Regions from separate parts of the Homo sapiens genome. Here all the other regions are linked to region 1. A link is a loop called in an ENCODE intact Hi-C map of the cell type or tissue named here. Cell type or tissue: OCI-LY7. All regions are shown on one strand. Each heading gives the region's core, and the rest is flanking DNA. Links, peaks and the distances in the headings are about the cores only.

What was found. A loop is a pair of places that touch in the nucleus more often than their neighbours do. Peaks named below come from ENCODE experiments on the same cell type or tissue, not always from the same donor. Only the 100,000 strongest peaks of a DNase experiment are listed, where the experiment ranks them.
Region 2: it touches region 1 in a loop (8-fold over the local background); 1 of 110 quality-filtered maps calls a loop at or near these places.
Region 3: a loop joins it to region 1, with 4 times the contacts of the local background. A loop is called at or near these places in 1 of 110 quality-filtered maps.

The regions. Positions count from the first base shown.
Region 1 is chr10:56,628,016-56,639,043 of GRCh38, reverse strand. No RefSeq gene overlaps it. Among named protein-coding and RNA genes, the nearest start is that of ZWINT, 270 kb to the right of the region's middle. In OCI-LY7, for the core only: CTCF peaks have their summits at 6,152 and 6,352 (motif pointing left); DNase peaks (open chromatin) are centred at 4,073, 4,763 and 6,333; H3K4me3 peaks cover 819 bases; H3K27ac peaks cover 4,000 bases.
Region 2 is chr10:56,818,845-56,829,872 of GRCh38, reverse strand. No RefSeq gene overlaps it. Among named protein-coding and RNA genes, the nearest start is that of ZWINT, 460 kb to the right of the region's middle. In OCI-LY7, for the core only: CTCF peaks have their summits at 5,593 and 5,793 (motif pointing right); DNase peaks (open chromatin) are centred at 5,802 and 6,672.
Region 3 is chr10:56,715,244-56,726,271 of GRCh38, reverse strand. No RefSeq gene overlaps it. Among named protein-coding and RNA genes, the nearest start is that of ZWINT, 360 kb to the right of the region's middle. In OCI-LY7, for the core only: no CTCF peak of the experiment used is centred there; no DNase peak of the experiment used is centred there.

The DNA.
Region 1 (11,028 bases), core at 2,874-6,873:
CATGTATACATATGTAATAAACCTGCACACGGTGCACATGTACCCTAAAACTTAAAGTATAATAATAATAAAATTTAAAAAAAAGGAAAGGAGAGACTTTTCCCTAACTCATTTTATGAGGCCAGCATCTTCCTGATACCAAAACCTGTTAGAGATACAACAGCAAAAAAATAACTTCAGGCCAATATTCCTGATGAACATTGATGCAAAAATTCTCAGTAAAATACTGGCAAACTGAATCCAGCAGCACATCGAAAAACTTATCCACCATGATCAAGTTGGCGTCATCCCCAGGACGCAAAGCTAGTTCAATGTACATAAATCAATAAATGTAATTCATCACATAAACAGAATTAAAGAAAAAAACAACATGATTATCTCAAAAGACACAGAAAAGGCCTTCAATATAAATTCAACATCCCTTCATGTTAAAAACTGTCAATAAACTACGTATTGAAGGAATGTACCTCAAAATAATAAGAGCCATTTATGACAAATATCATACAGCCAATATCATACTGACTGGGAAAAACCTGGAAGCATTCCCCTTGAAAACTGGCACAAGACAAGGATGCCCTCTCTCACCACTCATATTCAACATAGTGTTGGAAGTTCTGGCCAGGGCAATTAGGCGAAAGAAAGAAATAGTGTATTCAAATAGGAGGAGAGGAAGTCAAATTGTCTTTGTTTGCAGATGACTTAATCTTATATCTAGAAAACCCCATCATTTCACCTCAAAAGCTTTTTAAACTGAGAAGCAACTTTAGCAAAGTCTCAGGATACAAAATCAATGTGCAAAAATCACAAGCATTCCTATACACCAACAACAGACAAGCAGAAACCCAAATCATGAATGAACTCACATTTACAATTGCTGCAAATAGAATAAAATACCTAGGAATACAATTAACAAGAAAAGTGAAGGACCTCTTCAAGGAGAACTACAAACCACTGCTCAAGGAAATCAAAGAGGACGCTAGCAGATGGAAAAACATTCCATGTTCATGAGTAGGAAGAATCAATATTATGAAAATGGCCATACTGCCCAAAGCAATTTAGAGATTCAATACTATTCCCATTAAACTACCATGGATATTCTTCAAAAAATTAAAAAAAAAACTATTTTAAAATTCATATGGAACCAAAAAAGAGTTCACATAACCAAGACAATCCTAAGCAAAAAGAACAAAGCTGGAGTTATCACACTACTTGACTTCAAACTATACTACAAGGCTACAGTAACCAAAACAGCATGGTACTGATACAAAAACAGGCACATAGACCAATGGAACAGAATAGAGAACTCAGAAATAAAACCACACATCTACAACCATCTGATCTTCTAGGAGCCTGACAAAAACAAGCAGTGGTGAAAGGATTCCCTATTTAATAAATGGTGCTGAGGGAACTGGCTAGCCATATGCATAAAATTAAAACTAGATCATTTCTTTACACCTTATACAAAAATCAAGATGGATTAAAGACTTAAATGTAAAACCCAAACTATAAAAACCCTAGAAGAGAATCTAGGCAATATCATACAGGACATAGGCATGGCCAAAGACTTTATGATGAAATCACCAAAAGCAATTGCAACAAAAGCAAAAATTGACAAATGGGATCTAATTAAACTAAACAGCCTTCTGCACAGCAAATGAAACTATCAGAGCAAACAGCCTACAGAATGGGAGAAAATTTTTGCAATCTATCCATCTGACAAAGAGCTCATATCCATAATCTACAAGGAGCTTAAACAAATTTACGTGAATAAAACTAGCAACCGCATTAAAAAGTGGGCAAATGATATGAATAGACACTTCTCAAAAAAAGACATGCATGTGGCCAACAAACGTGAAAAAATAGCTCAACATCACTGATCATTAGATAAATGCAAATCAAAACTACAATGAGATACCATCTCATGCCAGTCAGAATGGCGATTGTTAAAAAGTCAAGAAACAAGAAATGTTGGTGAGGTTGCAGAGAAATAGGAACACTTTTACATTTGTTGGTGGGAATGTAAATTAGTTCAACCATTGTGGAAGATGGTGAAGATTCCTCAAAGATTTAGAGCCAGAAATACCATTTGACCCAGTAATCCCATTATTGGGTGCATACTCAAAGGAATATAAATCATTCTATTAAAAAGCTACATGCACGTGTTTGTTCCTTGCAGCACTATTCACAGCAGCAAAGACATGGAATCAACCCAAGTACCTATCAATAACAGACTGGATAAAGAAAATGTGGTACATATACACCATGGAATACTATTTAGCCATAAAAAGAAAGGAGGTCATGTCCTTTGCAGGAACATGGATGAAGCTGGAAGCCATTATTTTCAGCAAACTAATGCAGGAACAGAAAACCAAACACCGCATGTTCTCACTTATAAGTGGAAGCTGAACAATGAGAACACATGGACAAGGGGAGGGGAACAACACTTACTGGGGCCTGTTGGTGGAGGATGGTAGGGAGAGAGCATTAGGGAAAAGAGCAATGCACCCTGGGCTTAATATCTGGGTGATGGGTTGACAGGTGCAGCAAACCATCATAGCACACGTTTACCTATGTAATAAACATGCACATCCTACACATGTATCCCGGAACTTAAAAAAATAAAATAAGATAATTATGATTTTTTAAAAAAAATGTCATAGAACTCGGTGGCTCAGACAATAGGAATTTATTCCTCACACTTTTGAAGGCTAGGAAGTTTAAGATCAGGGTGACAGCATGGTGGGTTCTGTTGAGGGCCATCTTGCTGGCTTGTAGATGTTTGCCTTCTTGATATATCCTCACATGAGGGAGAGAGAGCAAGAGCAAGCTCTCCAGGCTCTTCTTATAAGGGCACTATTCCCATCACGAGGATCTCATCCTCATGACTTAATCTAAACCTAATTACCTCCAGAAGACCCCACCTCTTAATACTATCACATGGGGGATTAGGGCTTCAACATACAAATGGGTGTTTGCAGCAGTCCTTCAGCACAAATATAAAAGAACGGCTTGAGAAATGGGTTTCTAAAACTAAAATGTTTCATCTAAAAGGCTGAGATAATTTCCTACATACAAACATTAATCATAATACATGCTAAATCATCAGGCATGATAAAAGCTGTATTTTATGATTTATGATAATTAGTTTAGAGAACTGAAGGGTATAACTAAACTTCTGACAAGGACTTAAAACTAGCTAAGTTCATTTTATTTTCAGATCCTAAATGCAAGGCATAAGGTTAAAAAAACTAGCTAAATTGATTTAAGTATTGTTGTAAGATCCTTATTTTTAAGTCATGAAGCATCAAAATCACAGTGTGATTTGATATACTCCATAAAAGATAAACAAATTACTGAACAAACCAAGTAAGAGAAGTTTGCTTTCCTCTATCTTTTACCCTTTTCCCTGGTCATCATCATATTCCCATAAGATCCAAAGTGTTCTTTTTTTATTTTTATTTTTTGCCTTTTCAGTCCTCCTTATAAGAGAATTAAAATAATATTAATAGTTTGCATGGCCGGGCGTGGTGGCTCACGAATGTAATCCTAGCACTTACGGAGGCCGAGGCGGGCGGATCACCTGAGGTCGGGAGTTGGAGACCAGCCTGGCCAACATGGAGAAACCCCGTGGAGAAACCCCATCTCTACTAAAAATACAAAATTAGCCAGGCGTGGAGGCGCATGCCTGTAATCCCAGCTACTCGGGAGGCTGAGGCAGGAGAATCGCTTGAACCTGGGAGGCGGAGGTTGTGGTGAGCTGAGATCGCCCCATTGCACTCCAGCCTGGGCAACAAGAGCAAAAACTCCGTCTCAAAAAAAAAAAAAAAAAAATTGCTTGCATTAGGGTTTTTGTTTTTGTTTTTGTTTTTGTTTTTTTGCCTAATATTAAACCTAATGGCAAAAACTGCAATTACTTTTGCGCCAACCTAATAATAACTGTAATAACTCTAGCTCACCTTCCTCAATCAAAATTAGCTAGAAAAATCATATTCTCCCTTCCTGACTAAACGGAGTAACTGAAATATCTCATGCATATGGCTGGCAAATGGCTTTGACTCTCATTTTGTCTCAGATCCTGTGGCTTGCCACTTCTTCATAGACTATAATCCATTCCTTTTCTATGAATAATTTTTTACTGAGATGGCTTGGCCTCACATATGTTGACATGTATATTAGGATGACATGGAGCTTTGCTATTCTTGAATTTTGCAGAGCTAAATGTAGGCTCCCATTCTAAATGTGATGTTACTAAGAAGGTAGGTATCTTCCTTTATCAGGTGTGGCCCCTTCATGTGCTTTTCCTACCATTTAATAGAGACCCAGAGACACAGTTCTTTGACACCACCTTTCCTTTATCTTCTTGTGTCCAAGCCTTTTTTACAAGTCACTATCAACTGGGTCAGAAGACAATCTGAGTGACACACGCACACAAAAGTACTCAAAATTGCCTCTCCCTTTCAACCGTTTTTTCCATTGTTTGTACCAGACTTCTGAAATTTTCTCCCTCCGCCTGAGTTCCTGCTTTATTAGGTAAACCTTTCCGAGGGGCTAAGTGGTAGTAAAATCAGCCCAGTTGTCCCATAGAGCTGATGTTTATGGTTCATTCTGAATAAACATAGAAATTTACCTTCCAAGTCTTAAAACTTGAGAAAGTTGCATTTGTCTTTTTAGAGTTCCTATCAGGCCTTCTAGAGAGTATCAAGGAACTGAAACTTACCAGATCACTGCATCTAGACAATGAGACAGCAGATGGCTCACCTGTTTTTACTGCCTAAACAACCACCTGCTTGCTATTGACCAACTCCTCTCTTCCTTACCACTTCCTAATTCTTGTTTTCCCCACATGTAATTACATTTCTTTCCTGATATATGAACCTCTCATTTTAGTTGTTAGAGAAGACGTACTTGAGACTGATCTCTTGTTCTCCTCAGCTGCAGCACCCAATTAAAGCCCTCTTATCTAGAGATACTCTTTGACTTAGTGATTGGCATTGTGTGTACTGAGTAGCAGGACCTAGAATGAACCCCTGGCATTTCTGTAACAGCAGCTCTTATTGATTTATTAATTAGAGGTATTTTTCCTGAAGGTCTCATCTTGAGTGCTGGTGAATCTGGTTGTTTCTATGCAACTCCTTGATGGAAAAAAAAAAAAAAAACCTAATGACATGCCTGAAAATTGAGTTTTAACATTTTTATTCTTTTCAATTAATTCAGTAAGTGGGCAGTTCTATTATTGGGATAAGTATTAGATACATCTGATTATGCTATGGTTATAAAGCTTGAGTGATTTCTGTGTGAAACTCTCACAGCGCAGACATTGCTAAAATATGAACCAGGCCACTTTGCCAATTATTGAACTATTTCCATGAGCTTTATGTAAAACTAATAGATAAAATTCCATGATTTTAAATTGTCTATCATACCATGTAAAATAAAATAAAATTATTTTAAATTCAAATAATATTGTAAGTAAAAAAACACACTATTTTATAAGCCCTTATCATTTATACTGTTTTTGACCATCACCTTTAAAAGAATAACTGTAGGCCAGCCTTATTATTCTTCATATTGCTAATAAGAAAACATGGGACACAGAGAAGTTAAAGGAGACACCTCAGATCACATAGAAATTTAATGGCAGAACTAGAACGGAGACTAGTGTTTCTGAATTTCTAGCGTCTTCATTTTTGGTCTATGGAGGGGTGCTGTTTCTTATTAAAAAGGACAACATAGTTATCCCATTTATTAATTAGCCTGCTATAACTTACATTCTAACAGATTCAATTTGGAATTTCTCATGGATTAAATAAAAAATGTTACTTAACATAATTTAAATTATCTATTAGCAACTTTGAGGGTGTTGTTTCCTCAAGTCCACAAAGCAAATCTCTTGCAAAACTGCTAAATGAGAAAAGATCACAGATTTTCAGATCACTGTCAATAGTGTAGTCTCACATAGATTTTTTTTGGGGGGAATTAAAATATATGTATAAAGACTTAAACATCCCTCTAAATTTAGTCTTTCACCAAATGTTTACTGTGTGCCTACTATGATACAGACATATTCTAGGTGCTAATAACACTTTATACAGAAAAGAGAAGGCATCTTAGCCTTCATGCAAATAATATTCTAGAAGGTGAAGGCAGACGATAAGATAAGGATGTAAAATGTACAGTATGTTATATGGTTATAAATACTGTGGACACACAAAAAAGGAAGGGGATAGGAATTGTTGTAGGTTAGAGATTGGGGGACCACCAACGACCACATGGAGAAGATGAGTCATGGTGAAAGTGATGAGCAACATGAGACTATGGGTCACCTGTGCCATCTGTGGGCAAAGCCTAAAAGTGTGGCTCATGTGTACAAGGGACATCAAACAATCTTTGGATGGATTGAAGCATAAAATGAGGAAGAGATAGTTTTAAAAAGGTGGCAGAGGACAAGATCATGTAGAATATTTTGGGTCACAATGGGAATTCAGGGTTTAATAAAAGTGAGTGGTGTGGGAGTAGAAGGGTGGCTTTCAGTTTTAAGAAGACAACTCTAGCTGCAATATTGAGAATAAACTCCTGGACATCCAAAGCAGAAGCAGGGAGTTCTCTGTTTTTTACTGTGCTGAAGACAGACATTTCTATTATTGGGTGATTTACATGGCAATCAAAACCTGTATGCAACAGTAGTGTACTGTTATTAAAGATCAGTGGAATTCTGTGCTAAGTGGCAGAATCTGTCATGGGAGGTACTAGATGGATTTTGGTACTCTTGGTTGTCAGGTCCTTTTGATCAATTGTTGGCAAATGATCCCAGAGCTGCAGTGAGGACGAGGAAGAGGTGCTGAATTAGTACAGTCACTTAGGAGTTGAAGTGAATTCACTCAAAAACCAAATTGACTTTCAAATAGTGGGATCTATTAGGCAGTAATGATTTCAGTGTAGGCAGAGTTTTTCTAGGCTGGAAGGTAGAGATTGTGTTACAGCATAAAAATAACAGGTATTCAGAAGGTCCAAGACAATCTTTTGAGAGTTGCCCAAATTTTTCTGGAACCACTGCCAAACCATTTAGAGTTAACAGAAGGGTTATTTTCAGATACTACATTTTTATTCTTGCAAAATAGCTCTGTTCAAAACATGGCTCAGTTCTCAGGAGAGCCTTTAAAATATAACTATTATTTTTACTCCCATGGTCAATGACAAGAAATGAACAGTCATAATCACTGAATAAATAATATGTACAAAGGATCAAAAATATTTTCCAAATGGAAAATGTGAATGAAAACATTCCCATTATCACAGAATATTGACAGAAAAGAAAGTTTTGAGTGCATTAAAAGAAACCAGTTTTGTATGAGTTATATCATTCCACTTTTAGGTTATTTTTGATTTTTTTCTCTCACTTTTAAGCTGATCCTCAAAAGATTGATTGAAAGTCTGCCTGCTTCTGGTCTGAATCATTCCCTTTTCGCTGGGTCAGAAAAGCTGTAAAATTTCTTTTCTTTTCCAGGTTTGTATCTCAGTTGTTCAATTCTACTTGTTTGACCCTTCTATCTCTGGCTTTTTAATTTCAATTTTCCCTTTTTTATTAGATTTGTTTGGGATTACATGTGCTTTCTTATCTCTATTTTCCCCACCCTTCATTCTGGCAATAACACTTGGTTTTAACAGAACATTGAATAGTTACAACCCTTCCTTATATTCATGAAATATTAATTCCTAAACTCTTGTTCATGTAAACTATTATTTTACTTTGAGCTTTTTTCATCTTTTTAATTAGATAAATTACAGCTAATTTAATTTATGTCAAATGATCAGCAGAAAGCAATTTGTAATGTGTTTACTGTTGTCATTGTTTTTGATGTTATTGTCACCGTAATTTTGTCAATAGAAAATAAAATCTCATAAATGCTATAGCATATAGTTATTAACAAATGCAAATACAATTATGGACAATTAATTTAATTGATAAAGCTGTCTTCAAAATTCTGGTTAATGTTTATATGACTAGGCTTCAAATATTACCAAACAAAATAAAATCACTCTATCAACAGGTATTTATTTAGAACCTAAGTTAAAATAAGGACAGTATTGAAGCACATAAACAAAAAGCTGGACAATATATGACTCTCTAACAGTAAAAGTTCACATTGCTATCAGAGAAGCAGAAAAAGAAAGAAAGTGAGTGTGAGTATTAAATGGATGCATAAAAATACATTACATGATTTTATATAGATATTGTACTGTTATAACATGTCAGCTCAACTGGTGCTTTAGAAGAATATTAAAACACCCTAGAGAACGTTTATACTGTATATCTTATTTACCTAATGGTTCCTTATATTGAATTGAGACTTTTTCCCCAAAATCTTATTATTTTGAGGTCATCTTTAGTTGATTGAAATCAATTAATGACTAGAGTCAGAGACGGTGTCTGGGTAAAAAATAAATGTGTAATAAGTATAGTTAATTAGCAATAAGGTGGATCTCAGTATTTCACCATATAGTATGGCAAGTGTAGAGAATATTTTTTAAAATATTTTCTCAAACAATGTACATATTTCTATCTTTTTCAGAATAATCTGTCACACTTCCCTATTAAAATGTTTCCAAAGATACTTCCTCCTAAGGTTTCCATAATTTCTATCCTTATTATAATAAGACAACTTTTACCCTGCCATTTGTTAATTGTATTTATGTTCTAGCTTAGTATCAGTTGTTACTTGAAGACAGATTATGATCTTCTTCAGTTCCATATACAAGTGATTACAACCAGGGTCTGTTTTATAAGCAGGCAACCTACATTGCTACATACATCAGTCACATAAGGCCCTACACTCAGATGGTCCCTGTACTGGTGTAATGCTTTAAACTCAGTACCTTAAAATTCTTAATAATTTTATTATGAACTTGTGTTTTATAATCAAAGTTTGTTGGGACAATAGGGCATTATGTGAGCAAGGTTAACATGTTCAATATAGTGCCATATATGTATCCACTGTTTCTTGCTGCTCACTTGCATATAGTGTTTGCAGTGATCCATGAGAACAGAATCCTGGTGTACCCATAATGCTTGGGAGTTCAGTGAAACAAGGTAAGCCTAGTCAGCTCAGGCTGCCATAAAAAGTACCATTAAAAAATACCATAAAATACTGATTGGATTACACAATACACTTATTTTCTCATTGTCCTGGAGCCTGGAAGTTGGAGATTCTGGTGAGGGCTGTCTTTTTACCTTGCCAGCGGCTGTCTTCCCATGTGTCCTCACATGTCAGACAGAGAGAAATCTCTGGCACTTGGTTTTTTTTTTTCCTATAAAGGCACTAATCTCAACACACGGGCCTCACCTTTATGATCTCACCTAAACCTAAATTATCTCCCAGAGGCCCCATCCCCAAATGCCATCACATTAGAGATTAGGGCTTCAATATACAAATGTCGGGGAGGGGAAGACAAAATTCATTTCATAGCAGTCTGTTACATCTATAACTGACTAAATGGGGGTGCTGACAGCCCTAATGTGCCACACTTTCTATACAAGCCATTATTTTATTTTAATGCAGAAAGAAAATCCTAGTGTTCTAAGAAACATGAATGACTGAGAAATTCTATTATATCCATCCTTATTCATATTATTTCTTGCATTAGCCAACATATGCTGAAAATAATGACACAGAAGGGAGAAAGGCAGCTCGATCCACACACAGTTCTTTTTTTTTTTCCACTCCTTTCTCACTCCTCTGTAATCCAAAGTTAGAGGTATAAGATTATTGGTAGAATGTGCACATATCAAAAGTAAAAATAAATGAATTAATTTTCTTCAATGTTTTTACTATGCTTGTGTAGTGTGACAGATCGCCCACAAGGTTACTTAAGGTTACTTAAGATTTTATGTCCCCTGCCTGAACCCTGATCATCTCCAAGTAATGATCTCTGAAGCTCTCCTGCTGCCATCCAGGAGTGCCTCGTATGTAAGTCCTAAAACTCATCTGTTCACCAAACTGGACTTTTCCAAGCTGTTGTTGGGTCTCTGGGCTTTCTCCCAGTTTGGAGGATGGTATATTTTTTATATGTTTCTGGGTTGTTCTTATTACAATTGGTGTAACAAACAGGATCCAAGAGACCAAATTAATGAGTCAGGAAGGGACCTCTGTCGGGGGAATCCTGGGGTGGGCAGTAACACGTATATGGGGTTGAGTTGCTCTACTGTTCAGCCTTTGTGGGCTGCCACACAAGTATGGGGACACTCAGAGAATGCAAGTGGGACTTAGAATCTATTGCAAGAAGCTTAGATGCTAAAGTGCAATAAGGGTAGTAAACATGCTGTTGTTGAACTAAGACTGGCTGCTGAGAAAGTATTAGAGCAGGGAAGGGAGCAAGGGTAGAAACTCCCACAGAAGTTTAAAGGCATGCCAGGTTTTCTAGGACTCCAGACGGTTGCATATTATCGCCCATTTGTGTACACTTTTTAATACTGATGGGTAAATTACATTAAGAAACATTCAGAGCTTAGATGGTTAATGTGCACCTATAGAGTTAAGTAGAGTCTTCTAAAGCTATTTCCTTTTCTATCTCCTTTTAATCTGCAGTCATACAAGCTACTGGAGTTGAGAGAAAACTGTTTATAGTAAAACTAATTAAAGGTTATTTGGAGATTTTGTTTTTCTTATACAGGTCAGCAAGTTGTAACTAAGATATAAACAATGAAACTCATCTGGAACTAAAGAAACCGTAAAGACACAAAGAAGTTTTTTTGTTTGTTTGTTTGTTTATTTTTTTTATCAAATTGTCATGGAAATGGCTTTACCCAAAATTTTAATCCAGTTTTCCTTAGACTATCTATCAGGGCAAATAAAGTTTAGCTGTATGAACAGGTCCCAATTTTGTCAAAAATAATTTGAATCCTGCTGTCTTTTGTAAAATAATGAGTTTGTGATACTTTCTCATGGCTAAAATTTTGAGATAAAAGCTATTGGATCTTTGTGTGTGGATGTGTATGTTTTAATGTGTTTATGTGTATACACATGTATTATA
Region 2 (11,028 bases), core at 3,798-7,797, 190 kb before region 1:
TTGAAGCAATTCTCCTGTCTTAGCTTCCTGAATAGCTGGGACTACAGGCACCTGCCACCACGCCCAGCTAATTTTTGTATATACACTTCATTTTCTTTATCCAGTCCACCATTGATTGAAACATAGGTTTATTCCAAGACTTTGCTATTGTGAATAGTGCTGCAATAAATATATGAGTGCAGAAGTCTTTTTAATATAATGATTTATTTTCCTTTTAGTAGATGCCCAGTATTGGGATTCCTGAGTCAAATGGTATTTCTATTTTTAGTTTTTTCATAGATCTCTGTATTTTTTGTTTGTTTGTTTGTTTGTTTTCGTTGTTTTTTTTTGAGACAGAGTCTCACCCTGTTGCTCAGGCTGGAGTGTAGTGGTATGATCTCAACTCACTGCAACCTCTGCCTCCCAGGTTCAAGCAATTCTCCTACCTCAGCCTCCCAAGTAGCTGGGACTACAGGCAACCACCACCACACCCGGCTAATTTTTGTATTTTTAGTAGAGATGGCGTTTCACCATGTTGACCAGGCTGGTCTCGAACTCCTGACCTCAGATGATCCACACGCCTCAGTCTCCCAAAGTGCTGTTCATATTGTTTTTCATAGAGTTTGTACTAACTAACCTTCCCTTTTCTATGTATATAAGCATTCCCTTTTGTTTGCATCTCAGCCAACCAACAAACAAACAAACAAACAAAAAGTACAGAGATCTATGAAAAAACTAAAAATAGAAATAACATTTGACTCAGGAATCCCAAGATCTGTTGTTTTTTGACATTTAATAATAGCTATTTGGATTGGTGTAAGATGATATCTCATTGTGGCTTTAATTTACATTTATCTGATGATTAATGATGTTGAACACTTTTTCATATGCTTGTTGGCTGCTTATATGTCCTCTTTTGAGAAATAGCTGTTCATGTCTTTTGCCTACTTTTAATGCTTTTTTTCTTATTGATTTGTTTAATTTTCTGATAGATTCAGAATATTAGTCCTTTATCAGAGGTATAATTTGCAAATATTTTTCTCATTCTGTAGGTTGTCTATTTACCCTGTTGATTATTTCTTTGGCTTTGCAGAAGCTTTTTAGTATAATTAATTCTCATTTGTCTATTATTATTTTTGTTGCACTTACCCTTGGGGTCTTAGTCATAAATTATTTGCCTAGGCCAATATCCAGAAGTGTTTTTTCTAGATTTTCTTCTAGGACTTTTATAGTTTGAAGTCTTTTATTTAAGTCTTTAACTCATGTTGAGTTGAGTGTTGTATATATGGAGAAGTAGGGGTACAGTTTTGTTCTTCTGCATATGGTCTATCTTGTTTTCCCAGCATCATTTATTGAATAGGGTGCCCTATCCCTACTCATTACTTTTGTTGACTTTGTTGAAGATCATTTGGTTGTAGATATGTTGCTTTATTTTTGAGTTAAGTGTTCTGTTCCATTGATCTATGTGTCTATTTTTGTACTAGCACTATGCTGTTTTAGTTAATACAACCTTGTAGTATAATTTGAAGTCAGGTAATGTAATGTCTCTGGCTCTGATCTTTTGCTTAGGATTGCTTTGCTTATTCAGGAATTTTTTCTTGGTTTCACATAAACTTTAGGGTTGTTTTTCTAATTCTGTAAAGAATGATGTTGGTAATTAGTTAGAAATTGCATTTAATCTGTAGGTTGCTTTGGGCAGTATGGTCATTTTGAGTATATTGATTCTTTCAAACCATAAGCATGGGATGATTTTTTACTTTTTGTGTCATCTATGATTTTTTTTCATCAGTGTTTCATGGTCCTTCTTTTATAGATATTTCAGTTCTTTGGTTAAATTTATTCCTACCTAGGTAATTAATTTTTGTATGGCTATTGTAAAGGGGATTGAGTTCTTGATTTGAATTTCAGTTTAAACACTACAGATGTACAGAAATGATACTAATTTTTTATGTTGATTTTGCATCTTGAAACTTTATTAAAGTTGTTTTTCAAGTGGAGGAGTCTTTTGGATAAGTCTTTAGGGTTTTTTAAATATAAGATTATGTCACCAGAAAATAGAAATAATTTGACTTTCTCTTTTCCAATTTGGATATTTTTTTAATTTTTTTTTCTTGTCTGATTGCTCTTTCTAGGACTTCCAGTACTGTGTTGAATAGGAGTGATCATAGTGAACATCCTTGTCTTGTTCCAATTCTTAAGGGGAATGAATGCCTTGAACTGTTAACCCTTCAGCATGATGTTGGCTGTGGGTTTGTCATAGATGGCTCTTACTATTTTGAGGTATGTTTCTTCAATATCTAGTTTGTTGAGGGTTTTTATTATGAAGAAATGTTGGATTTTACCAAATGCTTTTTCTGTGTCCATTCAGATAATAATATGATTTTGTTTATAATTCTATTTACATGGTGAATCACACTTACTGATTTGTAAATGCTGAACCATCCTTGCATTCTTGAAATAAAACCCACCTGATTATGATGAATTACCTTTTTGATGTGCTGTTGAATCCTGTTTACTAGTATTTTGTTGAAGATTTTTGCATCTATGTTCACTAAGAACATTGGCCAGTAATTTTTCTGTTGTTGCTATTGTGTCCTTGAATGATATTAGTTATCAGAGTGAAACTGGTTTTGTAGAATGAGTAATGGATGAATCCCTCCTCCTCAGTTTTTGGAATAGTTTCAGTAAGATTGGTACTAGCTCTCCTTTGTACATCTGGTAAAATGTGGCTTTGAATCTGTCTGCTGTGGACTTTTTTTGCTGGAAGATTTTCTATGATCGGTTCAATTTCATTACTCATTATTGATCTATTCAAGATTTCTATTTCTTCCTGGTTAAGTCTAGGGAGGTTATATTTTTGCATAAATTTGCCCATTTATTCCAGACTTTCTGGTTTCTGCACATAGAGATATTCATAGTAACCTCTGATTACCTTTTATATTTCTGTGTTATCAGTTGTAATATCACCTTTATAATTTCTGATTGTGCTGATTTGTATCTTCTCTCTTGTTTTTTGGCTAAACTAGCCAGCATTCTATCAGTTCTATTTATTTTTTCAAAGTAACAAATTTGTATTTTGTTGATCTTTTGTATTATTTTTTGGTCCCAATCTCATTTAGTTCTGCTCTGATTTCTGTTATTTCTTTTCTTTGGTTAGCTTTGGGTTTTGTTTGTTCTTGCTTTTCTAGTTTGTTGAGGTGCAAAGCTAGGTTGTAAATTTGAAATCTTTCTGTTTTTGATGTGGAAATTTATCTTAGCACTACTTTTGCTGTATTCAAGAGGTTTTGGTATGTCATGTGTCTGTTTTCATTTATTTCAAAACTTTTTTTTGATTTCTGCCTTAATTTTGTTGTTTATCCAAAAGTCATTCAGAAGCAAGTTGTTTAGTGTCCATATACTTGTGTAGTTTTAAGAGTCCCCTTGGTATTGATTTCTAATTTTATTCCTCTATGGTTCTAAAAGATACTTGATATTATCTACTTTTTTGATATATTGAGACTTACTTTATGGACAAGCATATGATCAATTTTGGAGAATATTCCAAGCACAATGAGAAAAATGTATACTCCTTGGCTGTTTGGTCTAGAGTCCAATTTAATTCCAGAGTTTCTTTGTTGACCTTCTGTCTTGATAACCTGTCTTGTGTTGTCAGTGGGGTGTTGATGTCCTCCACTGTTATTGTGTTGCTGCCAATCTCTTTTCTTAGGTCTTGTAGTATTAGTTTTAGAAATCTAAATACTGCAGTGTTGTGTGCATATATATATTTAAGATAGTTGAATCTTGTTGTACTGATTTCTTTATCATTATGTAATGCCCTTCTTTTTCTTTTTTTTTTAAACTGTTGTTGGCTTAAAGTCTGTTTTGTCTGATTTAAGAATGGCTTTTCCTGCTTGCTTTTGTTTTCCATGTATGTGATATATCTTTACTATCACTTTAATTTGCGCCTACAGATGTTTTAAGTGGAGTGGGTCTTTTTTAGATAACAGATGGTTGGGTCATGTTTTTTTTAATCCAATTTGACAATCTATATATTTTATGTGAAGAATTTAGGGCATCAACATTCAAGGTTTATACTAATATGTGAGTTTTCTTTACTGCCATAGTATTGTTAGTTACTTGCCTTGGATTCTCAATTGTCTAATTGCTTTATAAAATTTGTGAGTTCTCTAATTACATGTACTTTTATAACAGAGTGTATCATCTTTTCATCTCCATGTTTAGAACTTCCTTGAGGATTTCTTGTAGAACTGGTGTACCCATAATGAATTATCTCAGTGTCTGCTTCTCTTGGAAATACTTTCTTTCTCCTTTATTTATGAAGCTTAGTTTGGCAGGATATACAATTTTTCGTTGTCATTATTTTTCTTTAAGAAGGTTAAAGTTAGATCCCCAGTCTCTTCTGGCTTGTATGGTTTCTGCTGAGAAGTCTGCTATTAATCTGATGGAATTTCCTTTATAGGTGACATGACACTTCTCTCTAGCTGCTTTTAAGATTTGTTCTTTCACCTGGGCCTTGGATAGTCTGATGACTACAGGCCTTAGTGATGTTTGCCCTGTATAATATCTGCCAGGTGTCTCTACATTTTTGTATATAATATCTACATATTAGCAAGATTAGGGAAATTTTCCTGAATTATTCTTTCAAATATATTTTCCAAACTTCTTTTTCTTTTTTTCCCTGAGGAATGCCTATAAGTTGTATCTTTGGTCACTTTGCATAATCCCATGTTTCTTGAAGACCTTATTCATTTTTAAAAATTCTTTTTTCTTTATTTTTTTTCTGGCTGGGATAATTAAAAAGACTTGTCCTTAAGCTTCATTTTTTGTCTTCTGCTTGTCTTTGTCTGTTTTTATGTTTTTAATGCTTACAACTGTGCTTTGAAATTCCTTCAGTGTATTTCTAATTTCTCAAAGCTCTGTTTTTCTTGTTAAATATATATATATATATATATATATATATAGTCTTTCATCTTCTAAACTGTTTTTTCTTTTTGGTTTCCTTGTGTTGGTTTTCCAACTTATTCTTGGAGTTCATTGAACTTCCTTGCAATTGATATTTTGAAGTCTTTATCTGTCATTTCAAAGTTTTCATTTTAGTTAGGATCCATTGCCACAGTGCTAGTGTGGTACTTTGGGGGTGTCATAACATTCTGTGTCTTTCTGATGATGGTTTTTTTTTGTGCTGGTTTCTTCTTATTTAGAGATGCTGCTACTTCTTATTTCTGAATTTACTTTTCATTTGGGTAGAATTTTTCCCCCTTGAGGATGTGACTATTGTGTGTGTTGAGTAGGGTCCTTTGGCTTTTCTTTGTGCTTTTAGGGGGCTTTGGGCTTTTAGGTGTATGAATTTCCTGATCATGTTTTTCCGGGTCATGTTTTTTTTAATCCAATTTGACTATATATTTTTTGTGAGGAATTTAGGGCATCAACATTCAAGGTTTATACGAATATGTGAGTTTTCTTTACTGCCATAGTATTGTTAGTAAGTTGCCTTGGATTCTTAATTGTCTAAATGCTTTATAAGATTTGTGAGTTCTCTAATTACATGTACTTTTATAATAGAGTGTATCGCCTTTTCATCTCCACATTTAGAACTTCCTGGAGGATTTCTTGTAGGACTGGTGTACTCATTAGTACAGTTAGCATTGTTTAGTTTTTTGTAGATTATTATATTGGTGTGCTGTGCCTGTGATCAGACTCATTGTCTCCTAGGGAGATGGGGAAGTCGAGTCTTGGGAGGCTTAGCTCATTTTCCACCACTGTGCACTTCTGTCAGCAGGAATTATATTGCAGTTTATGCTATGTGACAGTAGGTGGCAGTTGTGGGTAATAGTTGCTGTGATGGCAGTGGAAATTTTACTTGGCCTTTGTTGTTCAAGGAAAATACTGGGGTGTCTCTGGTGAAGGGCAGGGGATTAGGCTTCCAGTGATCTCATCCTGTGCTCTGCTGCCAAGGTGGCAAAGCTGGGCAGGGTTGCATCTGGACAGCTGATGCAAGTGCTGATACTCTCTTGGATTTAGGGGCCACTCTCAGGCCATAGAGACAACCAACCAGGAGGGGCACGAGGCATCACTCTTGAGCCACAGATGCCTCTTAGGAGAAGAGGGGTGGCTTGGGGTTTTCAGCCCAGCAGGTGTCCTTGGGACCCACCCAGCTTCCACAACCTAGATCTGGCAGTATCGGGGGAACCCACCCCCAATATTTCAACATAGGTTCTTTCTATTTTCCCTAAGTGTTGGCTGGTCTGAGAAATAAAGAGAAAGAGTACAAAGAGAGGAATTTTACAGCTGGGCTGCCAGGGGTGACATCACATATCGGTAGGTCTGTGATGCCCACCTGAGCCACAAAACCAGCAAGTTTTTATTAGGGATTTCAAAAGGGGAGGGGGTGTACGAATAGGGAGTAAGTCACAAAGATCACATGCTTCAAGGGGCAAAAAGGAGAACAAAGATCACATGCTTCTGAGGAAACAGGACCAGGGCAAAATCAGAAACTCCTGATAAGGGTCTATGTTCAACCGTGCATGTATTGTCTTGATAAACATCTTAACAGAAAACAGGGTTCAAGAGCAGAGAACCAGTCTGACCTCAAATTTACCAGGGCTGGGTTTCCCAATCCTAGTAAGCCTGAGGGTACTGCAGGAGACCAGGGCGTATCTCAGTCCTTATCTTAACTGCATAGGGCAGACACTCCCAGAGCGGCTGTTTATAGACCTCTCCCCAGGAATGCAATGCTTTTCCTAGGGTCTTAATATTATATTCCTTGCTAGGAAAGGAATTTAGCGATATCTCTCCTACTTGCACGTCTGCTTATAAGCTCTCTGCCAGAAGAAAAATATGGTTCTTTTTGCCCGACCCCGCAGGCACTCAGACCTTATGGTTGTCTTCCCTTGTTCCCTAAAATCGCTGTTATTTTGTTCATTTTCAAGGTTCACTGATTTCATATTGTTCACACACACATGTTTTACAATCAATTTGTACAGTTAACACAAACATCACAGGGTCCTGAGGTGACGTACATTCTCAACTTAAGAAGATAACAGGATTAAGAGATTAAAGTAAGACAAGCATAAGAAATTATAAGAGTATTATTAGGGAAGTGGTAAATGTCCATGAAATCCTCACAATTTATGTTTCCTCTGCCATGGCTCCAGCTGGTCCCTCCGTTCAGGGTTTCTGACTTCCCACAACATGGCAGGCCTCTCTCTGGTGTCTGGGCCTGGCAGCAAGCCCAACCAGCAAAACTAGTCCCAAGCCACCTGTGCCCAGATTGCTAAGCTATTCCACACATTCCAGGCTGTGATAATCCCTGGGGCAGAAAGCAGCTATTATGCCACATTCTTCCTGGTCCAGCCTCTCAAAGGGGCACCAGCTCCTGCACCACATCCCCCAGAATCTGCATCACACATTTCTCTGTATTCTGTCACTGCTGGCTCCTCCCCAGATCAAGATCAGGCCACAGATTTTATCTCCATATACCTGGGTGACGTGTTCAACTCCTGTGGACCTGGAATCAGGCCAGTGGATTTGTCCTTTGGCCCTTTGGTGCCAAGCACTGCCTGTGGTACAGTGGTAAATTGCTCCAACCCTGAGAACAAAACACTCAGGTAGGGCAATAGAGGCTATGCTGTGAATCATCTCCTGCAGGACACCAGGCAGGCAGTCTTGGGGGGGACAGGCAGGCATGTGGCTCAGGTGCACCTTTTTCCTGTGGCAATAGTGTTGGGGCGTGTCTTTGGGTGTGTGAGTGTGCCCAGGCTCTTCTGAAAAAGTGTCATTTGTCCAGGGAAAAAACCTGAGGTTTGTTGCCTCGTGCTAAGGAAATCGAAGACAGGGACACACCAGGAGCGGATGTAAGAGTGGAGTGTTCGGGCCGGGTGAGGTGGCTCAGGCCTGTAATCCCGGCACTTTAGGAGGCTGAGGCAGGCGGATCTCGAGGTCAGGACTTCCAGACCAGCCTGGCCAACATGGTGAAACCCCATCTTTACTAAAAATACAAAAAGAATTAGCCAGGCGTAGCAGCACGCCTGTACTCGCAGCTACGCAGGAGGCTGAGGCAGGAGAGTTGCTTGAACCCAGGAAGCAGAGGTTGCAGTGAGCCAAGACCACGGCATTTCAATCCAGCCTGGGCAATAAGAATGAAACTCCAAAAAAAAAAAAAAAAAAAAAAAAAGTGGAGAGTTTAATAGGTGAAAGAAGAGAAAAAGCGAGAAAAGCTCCCCTGTGCAGAGGGAGGGGGGTTCTGATTAGCTCTCCCCATTTGCATCAGGATACAGTTAGTTTTATAGAGGAGGTGTCTTATTTACATAAGGCCCAGAGGATTGGTTGGACCAGGTGTGCCATTTACAAAACCAGGAAGAAGCTGGCTATCCCACTCTAATGTTTTATTATGCAGATGGGGGTCTCTATCTGGCTGGCACCATGACCCCTGCACACGTGGCGACAAAGAAAGGGGAAGAGAAAACCTCCATGTTGAATATACGTGGCTTCCAGTTATCTCTTTACTATTGGCACAGCTACAGGCGTTTACTAATGCAAGCTTTTAGCTTGCTTATTTATGCTTGCAGCTTGCTTTTTCTTTTTTCCTTTTTTTTTTTTTTTTTTTTTTTTTTTTGAGACGGAGTCTTGCTCTGTCGCCCAGGCTGGAGTGCAGTGGCGTGATCTCAGCTCACTGCAACCTCCAACTCCCGAGTTCAAGCAATTCTCCTGCCTCAGCTTCCTGAGTAGCTGGGATTACAGGCGCCCGCCACCACGCCCAGCTAATTTTTTGTATTTTTAGTAGAGACAGGGTTTCACCATGTTAGTCAAGCAGGTCTCAAACCCCTGACCTTGTGATCCACCTGCCTCGGCCTCCCAAAGTGCTGGGATTACAGGCGTGAGCCACCGCACCTGGCCTTGATTTTTCAGTCTGCTTTTTGTTAGAAAGAAATGATATGGGGGCTGCTTCTTAATTAAAAGTAAAACCATATTGAGGACTCCCATAACCTCACTAACTGCCTAAATAATTTCTTTTTAACTCCTTTATCACTACTCTTTCCCAGCATGGCAGAGAGCAGGAGCTAAAGCCTCTTAGGGCAGGATGAAGAGCGTTTGGGTGTGTACCCAGAATCACATTTGATTCACCTTTTGGGCTCCATGTGTTCCTATTCGAGCAATGCCTCTGCATGGTCTCCAGGCACCTCCCCCTGACAGTTCAAAGGTCCCCAGGGGTTGTGGGAGCTCTTACAGGTAGGAGAACCTCAGAGGTCCATGGTGGAAATGTGGATCCTCAGGGTTCTTTCATTCATCCCATACTTGGGTCCAGGTCCAGATCCAGATTGGAGCGGTGGTCCTGGTGCTCAGCAAGGCCTGGCAGGCAGTTCTGCTTTCTCCCTCCTGAACCACGGTGCCTTCCATCACCTTTCTATTGAATTTAGGTGTTCTCTCACAAAAGATCTGTTAGAATGTGAAGGTTTACTCGATATTTTGGTTCCTGTCCATGGAAGATGCACATTCCAGCTACATCTACTCGGCCTTCTTGAACCTCTTTCATATTTTTAAAGTATGTACATTGTATTTTAGACATAATAGTATTGCACACCTAATAGGCTACTGTATAGTGTAAATATAACTTTTATATGCCATGAGAAGCAAAAAACATTGTGTGACTCTGTTTATTGTGATATTCACTTTATTGAGGTATTCTGTAACTGAACTTGCAATATCTCCAGATATGCCTGTAATAGCATCAATTTTAGCTTACTAAATAGCCTCTTTTTGTAGGTGAAAATTTTCAAACCTCAGTTTTAAAAATTATTCCCTGGAAAATTTCACCTCAGATTGTCAGTTACAACTCATCATTGGGATTACTTCCATATGGCCGGTCCAGAGTAATGTCTGCTACACTTAATATCAACTAGCAATTGTCTCAAACTTCAGTGTAAAGATATGGAAATTCAGAAAACACAGGCACAAATATATAGGAATGAATTCACATTCTGTTTAAAAATGAATGCCCATGATTAAAAGGTAACAATATAATCATAGTATATGTATGACTTTCTATATTAGGAATATTTCAAACTTAAGTTGTAAATTGTGAGTGCAATTGTTTTCACATACTACTTTTTTATCTGCCTATTTTAAAGGTTCGAAGAAAAACAATAAAATGTATATATTTACAAGTCTCTGGCTTGATAACTTTTTAAAAATGTGCTTTGTGACCATTTTTTTCAACTTACCTTTGATCTTATATGCCAACACACACACACACACACACACACACACACACACACACATACACTCTATCTTCTGGCTAGTTATTTGGCTTGTTGTTTATGTTTTATGTACACTTCACAATCCCCTCACACTGTTAGTTCTATTATATGATTGTTACAAATGTTTTTAATCTTGCGTATAGTCTCAGTAGTTCTCACATAGTTATGCAATAACATATTCCCTTATCTTTATTATTTTATTCTCAAAAAAGACAAATGATATGGTTTGGCTGTGTCCCCACCCAAATCTCATCTTGAATTGTAGTTCTCATAATCCCAATGTGTTGTGGGAGGAAACTGGTGGGAGGTAATTGAATCATGGGGAGGTTACCCCCATGCCGTTCTCATGATAGTGAGTTCTCATGAAATCTGGTGGTTTTATAAGAGTTTTTCCCCCTTTTCTAGGTACTTCTCCTTCCTGCCACCATGTGAAGAGAAACATGTTTGCTTCCCCTTCTGCCATGATTGTAAGCTTCCTGAGGCCACCCCAGCCATGCTGAACAGTGAGTCAATTAAACCTCTTTCCTTTATAAATTACCCAGTCTCGGGTATGTCTTCATTAGCAGTGTGAGAATGGACTAATACAATATGAGAACTCTTGATTCTTTTTGTTATCACAAATCACTTAAATATGATATTTATTTACACTCTTTTAGTGAAGTTTTCATGGATGTGCTAGAAATTATGTGGGGTTCTTCTCAATTCCAAATTGTTGAATTTCCTATAACTCATCTAATGTGTCTATCTGCTTCCTCTTAGAATGTTTCTATACTGCATGTTGTGATAAACAATA
Region 3 (11,028 bases), core at 2,826-6,825, 87 kb before region 1:
AGAAAATATTTTGTGACTACACCAATCCTCACCTATTTTAAATCCTTACTGTTAACATTGGTATGATGGAAGAGACCTCCATTATAGTGTGCTATGCTATATGTTATTTTTACTTGAATTTGGGATACAGATGATACAATAGTTAATACTTGTTTGGTGCTTATTATATGCCAGATGCTTTTATATGAAATTTGACTATTGAAATCCATATAATTCTCTCAAACAACCTGTGAAATTTACACTAGTATTTTCTTCACTTTGTAAAACCTGAGGTCCAGGGAGTTTTAGGTTATAACACTATGTGAAGAAAATATTCAAACCCTATAGAGCAGTGATATTAACCACACTACTACAGTTAGTTTGTGGATATATCATGGATTGAGATATTTATGTGAAATGTTATAACCATACATAATAGATTACAAATACAAAACAGTACTTCTTGTCACTAAATCAGGCAATTATTACTTACTGAATAAGCCTTATGCTCCCAGGTAAATATTAAGTTATGTAATGGAAGGTACCCTAATACTTATTAAAATGATGGTGCTCTGTATTACTATTATTCTATTTGTATACTTTGAACATATATTAGAAGGGAAGTTACTTCTGTTTCAACCAATGCAGAGAAAAACCTATATTAAATATTTATTTCTTGTTTTCCTATTTTAGTATCCCAGGATTATAGTTTAATCCGGAAGAAGGTTGGTCAAGTTTATATAACTTCAATACTAGATATCAGGCAATTTTCTTAGTTATCTACATAAACTATAACTCACTACAGTAATGGCAAGTTCTTTGTGAATTTCAGTCCACCTGGTAATTTGCATTTGCTTTTGTTGCTATTCTGGTTTGGCATACCACAGTGATTACAACATGCGTCCTGGGAAGCTGTGTGAGATTTGGCAAATTTGTAACTGTTATGGTTCAGTTTTCTCATCTCTTAAATGGAGATGAAAGCATGCACTCATGGGGCAGTAGGGAGGAATTAATGAAATCCTGTATGTAACACACTGTTGCTGGATAGGAGTATTTAATAAACAACTATCATTAATAATTATATTTCTATTCTTTACTTCTTTTTTGTTTATAAGCAATATTTGATATATCAGATACCTATCTTGTATTTGTAGCATTGGATTTCTCCAGAACTTGCCTCTTTCAGTCCTTGTCATTCACACTTTGAACAGGCATAAAGCATTTACTGTGTTCTAGGCTTGTGTGCGAAGTGCTTAATATACAAAACTCTCACCTGGCCATCTTTGCTTTACTGTATTTGATTTACTGGTTAAATTATGATTCAGACTAGACTGATATATTACAGAGACTCTCAGAAAAAAAGTTTTCTAGAAAATAAGAACAGGACATTAATCTTTCTTTGTTTTTTTTGAGACGGAGTCTCTGTCGCACAGGCTGGATTGCAGTGGCGATCTCAGCTCACTGAAAGCTCTGCCTCCCGGGTTCACGCCATTCTCCTGCCTCAGCCTCCCGAGTAGCTGGGACTACAGGTGCCCGCCACCACGCCTGGCGAATTTTTTGTATTTTTAGTAGAGACGGGGTTTCACCGTGTTAGCCAGGATGGTCTAGATCTCCTGACCTCGTGATCCGCCCGCCTCGACCTCCCAAAGTGCTGGGATTACAGGCGTGAGCCACCGTGCCCGGCCTCATCTTTCTTAATACATTTCATCTGAGGGGACAGTGGCAATCCATGTGACACAATACTAAGTAATAAGATAAATTTGCTAATACTCTCTTCTAGTTCTAATGATACAAATATGTAAACTATGGATTATTCTTAAATAACTTTCCCTCTATACTGTTTCTCTGTCTTGTCTGAATTAGCCAGTTTTATGGGCTTCTCAGTTCCCTCTGATTAGGTCTTTTTGTTTCCCAAATAAACATAAAATCACATGTAACAAAGCACAGGTGCAAACTATTTGAAAACTCATGAGATCTTGTTTTGATTAATTCAGTAGAAGGAAATCTCAGTAAGTGTTGAGTCTGGGAGATTCTGGCACTTGCATTTGTCACAGAAGGGAATAGCGTAACTTATGTTATAATTTGTTTTACATAAACACACCTACATGCAAACACATACACAAAGAGCCTTTTAAAGAGGAAGCTCTGGCCGGGCGCGGTGGCTCAAGCCTGTAATCCCAGCACTTTGGGAGGCCGAGGTGAAACCCCGTCTCTACTAAAAATACAAAAAAATTAGCCGGGCACAGTGGCAGGCGCCTGTAGTCCCAGCTATTCGGGAGGCTGAGGCAGGAGAATGGCGTGAACCCGGGAGGCTGAGCTTGCAGTGAGCCGAGATCGCGCCACTGCACTCCAGCCTGAGCGACAGAGCGAGACTCCCTCTCAAAAAATAAATAAATAAATAAAAATAAAAAAATAAAGAGGAAGCTCTCTAGGTTGGGTAAGATAATTATTTTAGGTGAAGGAATTAAAAGTTTTATGACCATGGTTTGTTTGACTGATATATTTGATTGCCCATCAAGTTGGATATAAATATATATTGGAATTTTAGAATTCAGAGAAATGACCATTTCATCATTCCTAAACATAAGTGTTTTCACAAGAGATGGTTGTGAAACTTCAAAATTGTGAGAGAAAAGTGTCTTTCAAGTGTGTGTATTGAGAACTACAGTCATGCAGTGCATAATCACATTTCAGTCAATGATACACTGAATATATGATAGTGGTTCCATAAGAGTATAATACCATATTTTACCCTACCTTTTCCATTGGTAGATATGTTTAGATACACAACTATCTTTGTGTTATAATTGCCTACATTATTCAATATAGAAATATGCTATACACATTATTAGCCTTGAAGGCATACCATAGGTGTATGCCTGAGTGTGTAGTAATCTATATCAGCAGTCCTCAACCTTTTTGGCACCAGGGAACAGTTTTTCTGGAAGACAATTTTTCCATGGATGGGAGGTGTGGGGAATGGTTTTGGGATGAAACTGCTTCACCTCAGATCATCAGGCGTTATTCGGATTCTCATAAAGAGCATGCAACCTAAATCCATCGCATGCACAGTTCACAACTGGGTTCCGACTCCAGTGAGAATCTAATGCTGCCACTGATCTGACAGGAGGTGGATCTCAGGTGGAAATGCTCTCTTGCAGGCGGCTCGCCTCCTGCTGTGCAGCCAAATTCGTAACAAGCCAGGGACATCTGCAGCCTGGGGATTGGGGACCCCTGGTCTACACTATCTAGATTTGTGAAAATAAACTGTATGATGAAGGCACAACAGTGATACCATCTATTAACATATTTCTCACAATGCATCCCTCTTGTTAAAGGAGGCATGATTGTGAACTTCTTTCCCATTTATTATGTGGTATAGCACACAACCACTTAAGATACTTTGAATATGTATTCCAGCCCTTCTTATCAAAGATACTCGTTTTCCTTGTAATGATTTGGATTTTAGAATTACACCTGTCTTTAATATTTTCCTATTTTTGAAGAAGAATGGACATAAAAGAGTGCAGGTGGCCAAAAGCAGAGACAAAGCTATCAGAATATAAATTTTCATCTCAGAAATAAATGAGCTAATGGCCAACATGTGAGTTTCTAGAGATCAGCTCAAAGTAAACGCTAAATATTAATAATTATTATAAAAAGTCAGGTATCAGCCAGGATCTTCCCTGTTTCTTGAAATACAAATAGAAATACATGGAATGCCCCAAATTTTATAGATTTTACATGTCCAAAACCCTTACAAAGACTTTGAGTTTCACATGTGAATACATTATTAATTTACCATGGTTGTAGGTATTTTAAGTCAATGATTATATTTACTTTTTCGCCTATATTCTCCACCATATTTAAGAACAGATAGGAAGTATTCAGTTGAGTTGCACTAATGGTAATATCTAAGTTAAAAGAATAATGTCTTGTGCATGCTAACATTTAAACCAATATTCTTTAAATTGAACTGAGTGAATTCCTAAAAATAGGAGACTTTGTTATTTGGAGAAATAAACTTAGTAAATGAATTGTAAATTAGGTATGCAAGATAAATAAATTCTAGTGATTTATTGTATGACATAGAACCTATAATTGAAAATTCTATATTGCTTACTTGATAATTTGCTAAGGGGGTAAATTTTATGTTAAGGATTTACACTGTGAAAGTAAAAACAAAACAAACAGACAAGCAAAACCAAAGGAGTTGGAGAGAACCTTTTAGCAGTGATGGATACGTTTATAGCATTGAATGTGATGATGGCTTAACAAATGTATATTTATCGCCAAGCACATCAAGTTGTATACACTAAATACCTACATCATTTTGTATTTCAATCATACCTCAATAAAGCAGTTTAAAAATTATTGATATATTACTATTGCTATAAACTAAGAATAATTAACATAAGAAAAACAAACACACAAATTTAACTTTGGTTTTGTATTTAATGTAAATCATATGAGAAATATCATGGAGTGTCTGGTAAGTTTGACTTACTCATCTAAGTAATTAGAAAGTAGTAAAGTTTCAGGTTTTTAATGTCTAAGTACAGACAGCCAAGAAAGAAAGGTAAAACACAGAAGAATAGTTGAAGTTTAAAAAGGCAATTGGAAAACCTAAAATCTTCCACAGCATGCAAGGCAAATAAAATTGTTTCTTGATCTTAACGCGAAGAGAAAATAACCAATATCTCCTATATTGGTCTGTGTACTACTCTGAATTATCTTCTGACATCAATAGGTAGTATATCTTTATTTTTATTTCGGGCAGTGTGAGCACAAAGCATTGAGGCAGGTGGCCTTGTGGTCAGGATATTGACATCTCAGATTCTGAACTCCATTCCTATCCTGTCTTATTTATGTTGGAAAAGAATTACTTCAGTTAAGGGAGAGAAAAATGATACAATACTAAACTTATTAACTTGATATATAGGAGAGCGAAAAAACATAGCCAGTGAACTCCAGATCATCTGATCTTAGACAAGAACCAGAGGAAAAGGTGTCTTCTGGGTCAGCCTGCCTCAATACTGTGATATACTTTGAGAGTTTACTTTTGCATTTCTTAACTCTATTCCTGTCACTTTAGATGAGAATGTTTTGAACCTACCATCTGCATGTTGTAGGTAACATGTACTTCAGTAAATTCAATAAAATGTCACACTGGTGTATTTCTGACTCTGTCAGCAACCAAAATAAGCTATTTTTCTCTTTAAATGTGTTTCAGTTTCTCCAGTGGTGAAATATATGAGCTTGCTTCTTGCCAGCTGAGAAAGATGTTGTGAGTATAGAACATTTTGCTAAAGGTCAGAGAGTGGCTGAAATTTATGTAGTTTGAATTTCAAAAATTTAGAAGAAATATATTTTAATTGGATCAAATTTGTTATGGTACTAGTAAATCCATTTCGGATCCTTTATTGACATGTTAATATAGTGACTTGTGTAATGTAACAGAAAAGAATAACATGGACAGGTTAACTTCAAAATCATTCCAGGATAAAAATAAAAGGTTTACTTATGACTGTTTATCTGTAGATCACATACTTAATTTCTTCTGCTGCTTCTGCTTTTACTTCATCGTCATCATCACAAAATTCAGCATTTACTAAAGTGAAAGCACTGAATAAAAAAGAAATTATAACTTGAGAGAATCTGTCATATAATGATGTGCATAACATTCATCCATTCACGTTTTTGTATTTTATTGTAGTCCACTGCCAGGAGAATCTTTGGATTTGGGTTTGATTGGTACATTAGGGAGAATAATAGCTCTCAAATCTTGACTCCCTGGAACTGATGAATATGTTACCTTATATGGCAAAAGGGGTTTGCAGATATGATTATGTTAAGGACTTTGAAAGGGGAAAATATTCCTGAATTAACTGGGTAGGCCCAGTGTAATAACAAGGGTCCTTATAAAGGAACGAGGGAGATAGAGGGGTCAAAGATGTGACTACAAAAGAAGTGGTTGGTTGGAGTGATACGACTGCTAGATGTGAGCCATGAACCAAGGAATGTGGGCAGCTTCTAGAAGATGGAAAAGGAAAGAAATGATTTCTCTCCTAGAGCCTCTAGAGGAAAGCAGCCTTGCCAGCACCTTGATTTGAGCCCTATAATATTCATTTCCCACTTTTGACCTCCAAAGCAATAAGAAAATAAATTTGTGCTGTTTTAAAATATGGAATTTGTGGTAATTTATTTTTCAGCAGCAATAAGAATCTAACACAATTGATGATTAATTTTGAGTTCTAGGAGAAGATCACATATTACTGTTAGTAAAAAATTATGTAACTCACATGAGAGTGTATATATAATCGATAAACAGTATAGCAGGAGGAATCTTTTTTCCTCTTGTAGAGAAAATCAAATGCCATTCATATTCTTCCCAGGAAGGAATTGTTTACCTTTTGAATCAATATATCAGTCAATTTTCCCTACTCTTTAAAACTTTTTTCTCACTTTTATAGCATGCAACAGAGGTCAGGCTGCTTTCAGAAACAGCAATAGGTGTATTAAAGATGGCAGTTAGCAGAAAGCTTATTAACATGGAGCAAGAAATCATTCTCAAATATACACTTAGTGACAGACATTTCAGAATCCTACTGGGGGATTAGGACCATGAAATAAACTTAGTGGTTCTGGAATATGTGTTTAATATCTGAGTTTTGAGAAACAGATAGAAACTCTAATTCATATAGTCCTTTCATTAAAAAAATTATTTTCACTGCTGATTGTAGTGGACCAGGGAGAGAGTGAGCCACTAAAGCAATCAGAATAACTTACACAAGCAAAGAAGAAGAGATATCACATCTGATAGAACTCAGAAAATAGTCTCTCTCGCACATGATTTAAAATTTTTACCATTTTCTTCATTGTGAAGAATCAGAATTTAAAACCAGTGTTGTTATTTATTTACCATCTACATCAGTGTGGGCTCTGGGATTCCTATTTTATTCCATGGGTCTTAATCCTTTACTATAATTATTTTGATATTGAAATTATCCCAGACTTGGAACAGGCCAAATCTGCTTTTAGAAACCCACTATTTCCACAAAATAATGGCCTGGACTCTTCCAAAGCATCAACATCTTGAAAGAAAAATAATTGCAGCAACAACATTCTGTATTAAAAAAAGGATAAAGACATGGCATATGAATATAATGCCTTTGCAAGATTTTATTTTGTCATAAATAATATTATTGGGACAGATGATGATATTTGAATAAAATCTGTAAATTAGAAAATAGTGTTTTATTAATGTTAATTTTCTTGTTTTCAAAATCTTATTTTGGGAATTTGAGATAAAGGTGTTTTTTTTTGCTGTTTGTTTTAAAGAAATATGCACTAAAGTACTAAGAAAAAGAGGCACAAAGACATAAGACTGAAATGTACTTATAGGAAAACTGTACTATAGAAAAATGTTATATCTGAGTAATGTTAATATTCTGTAATTACTTATGAGATTCTTGGAACTTTTCTGTCTGAAATTTAATCAGATTAAAAATAAAAACATGTAAGTGAATATATATCATTTATAGATTTGTATACAAAAAGTAATTACAGTAACTCATGGTGTTCATACATCAAAGTAAGATTTTAACTATTAAAAGCTACTTCTTTGTGTATGGCTTAGTGTGTGTGTGTGTGTGTGTGTGTGTGTGTGTGTGTGTGTGTGCATGTGCACTTTATCGTCCATAACAGTAAAGATTATGTTCAGCTGTAAGTAATTGAAAACTCAAATAATAAAAACTAAATAAGACAGAAGAAGTTTTTTTTTCTTGCCAAAATAGAATCTGGAAGTAAGCAGTCCAGGAGTGTATGTAGTCACTGTTACCATTGGGAATAAGTGTTCCTTAAATATTTTCTCATGAGTTTTTTCCTTATGACCTAAGGTGGCTGCTCAAATTTTAGCCATGACACCACATTTGAGTCAGCATAAAAAATGAAGGAAAAACGAAGACACATATCCTGTCCCATTAAAGATAGTTCCCATAAGCAAAACAAGATACCTCTGCTTGTATCCCTTTGACTAGAACTTAGTCAGAATGCCACACTGTTTGATTAGAAGCCTGTGGCATGAAGTTTTTAAATCCTGTATGACTACGTTTACAAATAAAAATTGGGGATTTTCTAAGGAAGAATGAAGGGAAAATTAGATGTCTAGAGACAGACAAGATATCTGATATACTGCTATAAATGTTGCGGTAAACAGCCTCACAGTCTGATAGACAATTACGGACCTTACTGGAATGTTAAAAAGAATGCAGAGGTAAAATTAGGAAGCACTTAGAATTTTATTGCTTTAGCGAAGATCAAGCCTGTCTATTTTTATACTAAAATTACACTAGTGTGTAGAGTTACTAGATTTAATAAATAAAAGTACAAGAAGCCCAGTTAAATTTGAATTTCATTCAGTCACAGAAAGGAATGAAATTCTGATTCATGATACAAAATAGGTGAAAGTTATGCTAAGCAAAAGAAGCCAACACATAGGTCATATATTGCATGATCCTATTTACATAAAATATCGAGAATGGGCAAATCTGTAAAGACAGAAAGCTAGTAAGTAGTTGCCAAGGGGTGATGGTAGAGAAGACATGGGTAGTGACTGCTAATCGGTACAAAGTTTCTCTTTGGAATGATAAAAGTGTGATGGAATTAACTAGTGGAGACACTGGCACAAATTCTAAATATTATAAAAGACCACTAAATTAAACACTTTGAGAATAAATTTCATGATGTAAAATTTGTAACTATACAAATTTATAATAAAAAGTTAAACAAAACCATACAAACAGTATGCTAGCCAAATTTAGTCTGCAGGCCATACATTGCCAACCCTTGCCCTACACTAGTTGAGATCAACTTGGGAGACTTAAAAAATTGCAGATGCTGGGCCTTGCACCCTCTGATACTGATTCAGTTGGTCTAGGATGGTGTTTTTGTTTGGTGCTTCCCAGGGGATTCTAGTATGTATCCATGGCTGAGAAAAATGAATTGTCTAGAGCAGTGTTTTTTAGCTTCAGGTTTAGCCTGGATCTTTTGCAAACCATTGTTGGAAGCAGAGTACTGATCCCTCAAAGATGTTCAAATCTGAATTCCAGGAATCTGTGGACATGGTAACTTACATCAAAAAGGGACTTTGCATATGTGAATCAATTAAGTACCTAGGGATAAGAGAGTTATTCTGGATTATATGGGTAGGCTCGAGCTAAACTCACTGGGTCCTTAAAATCAGAGAGCCTTTTGTGGCTGTAGTCAGAGGAAGAGTTGAATACAAGAGGTTGAAGAGATGCAACTTGTCTGGTTTTAAGATTCAGAAAGAAGGCCATAAGCCAAGGCCTATGGATGACTTTTAGAAGGTGGAAACCTCAAGACAATAAATTATTTTCTAGAGCTTCCAGAGAGGAACATAGCCTTGCTGACACCTTGATTTTAAACTAAAAACTTCTAACTAGCAAGCAATAGGATAAATTTCTCGTTTTAAGCCAAAATAAAACTGGATTTTTTATGAACAGGTTTTTTTTTTTTTCTGTTTTTCTTTTTTTTCAGTGTAAATATGTAACATAATATTTGGGGCATATTTATACTAAATATTTACATGTTGTTTATTTGTAATTTAAATTTAGTTGAATCTCTTGTATTTTACCTGATGACACTACTGGTGTGCTTATTGAAAAAAAAATCAGCTGAAAGGTTAAAGTTCCTGGAATCTATGTTTGTAATAGATTTGTTGAATCTTATAATGGTGCACAAAAAATACGCATATAAATACTGCAAATAATAGTCATCCTTCTGGTATTATAAAAAACCTTGTTGTACCTTGCTTAAGTGATAAATTTGAAAAACTTAATGCTCAGCTAATATTTAGTGTCAAAAATATTTTCCTGTGTAAATACAAATATTGTAACCTCAAAATTTTATGAAAAAATACTCTTTACTCTTTATCATAAGTACTAATAAAAATACCTGGAAAATATATATCAAATTAGAATATGGCGATGTCTTAGATTCCTAGCAGTCATTTTGCCAATACAAAATTCCAAATGAGACAAAGAGTAATTCATCACTAAATTCATTAACATAAACTCAAATTTGTACTTTATTTCTCAAAAATTTAATTCAGTGAAAAAATATTCAAATGTGGCACATATACACCATGGAATACTATGCAGCCATAAAAAATGATGAGTTCATGTCCTTTGTAGGGACATGGATGAAATTGGAAATCATCATTCTCAGTAAACTATCGCAAGAACAAAAAACCAAACACCGCATATTCTCACTCATAAGTGGGAATTGAACAACGAGATCACATGGACACGGGAAGGGGGATATCACACTCTGGGGACTGTTGTGGGGTGGGGGGAGGGGGAGGGATAGCATCGGGAGATATACCTAATGCTAGATGACGAGTTAGTGGGTGCAGCGCACCAGCATGGCTCATGTATACATATGTAACTAACCTGCACCATGTGCACATGTACCCTAAAACTTAAAGTATAATAAAAAAAAATTCAAGTACTATAAAATATAAATGTGATGTATATCTTTGGAGAGTTAAGCCAGTGAAATCTTTTTACTTTAGGGAAATGGCTGATGGAATTTTAAAAGTGAGAATATAAATCAACAGCCTCATGATTATTCTGAAATACTACTATAGTAATGACAGCAATTATTTTTAAAGGACTGTTTTGAAACATGTAGAATTGAAACTTAATAATTTAGCTGTCTCTGCATAAATGTGCTCTTTCATGCGTGAGAATTATGTTACTAATCTAGACTCATGAGTACTGATGTGTCTGCACTAATCCATCCCTGTTGATTGTCTCAGTTCTCCTTCTGATGAATGGTACACAGAGTGAGCAGGCTTATTTGGGGTTAGCTAAATATGATATGTTGCAATGCTTCCTGATAAGTAGAAAGAGGAGACTGAACCTTACCCTTTAGCATCGCATTTCCCTCTCTTAAAAGTTTAATCAGTTTCCTACAAGTTGTCAGAAGTCTTATATTATAGATTTAATAAATAAATTTAAACGGAGA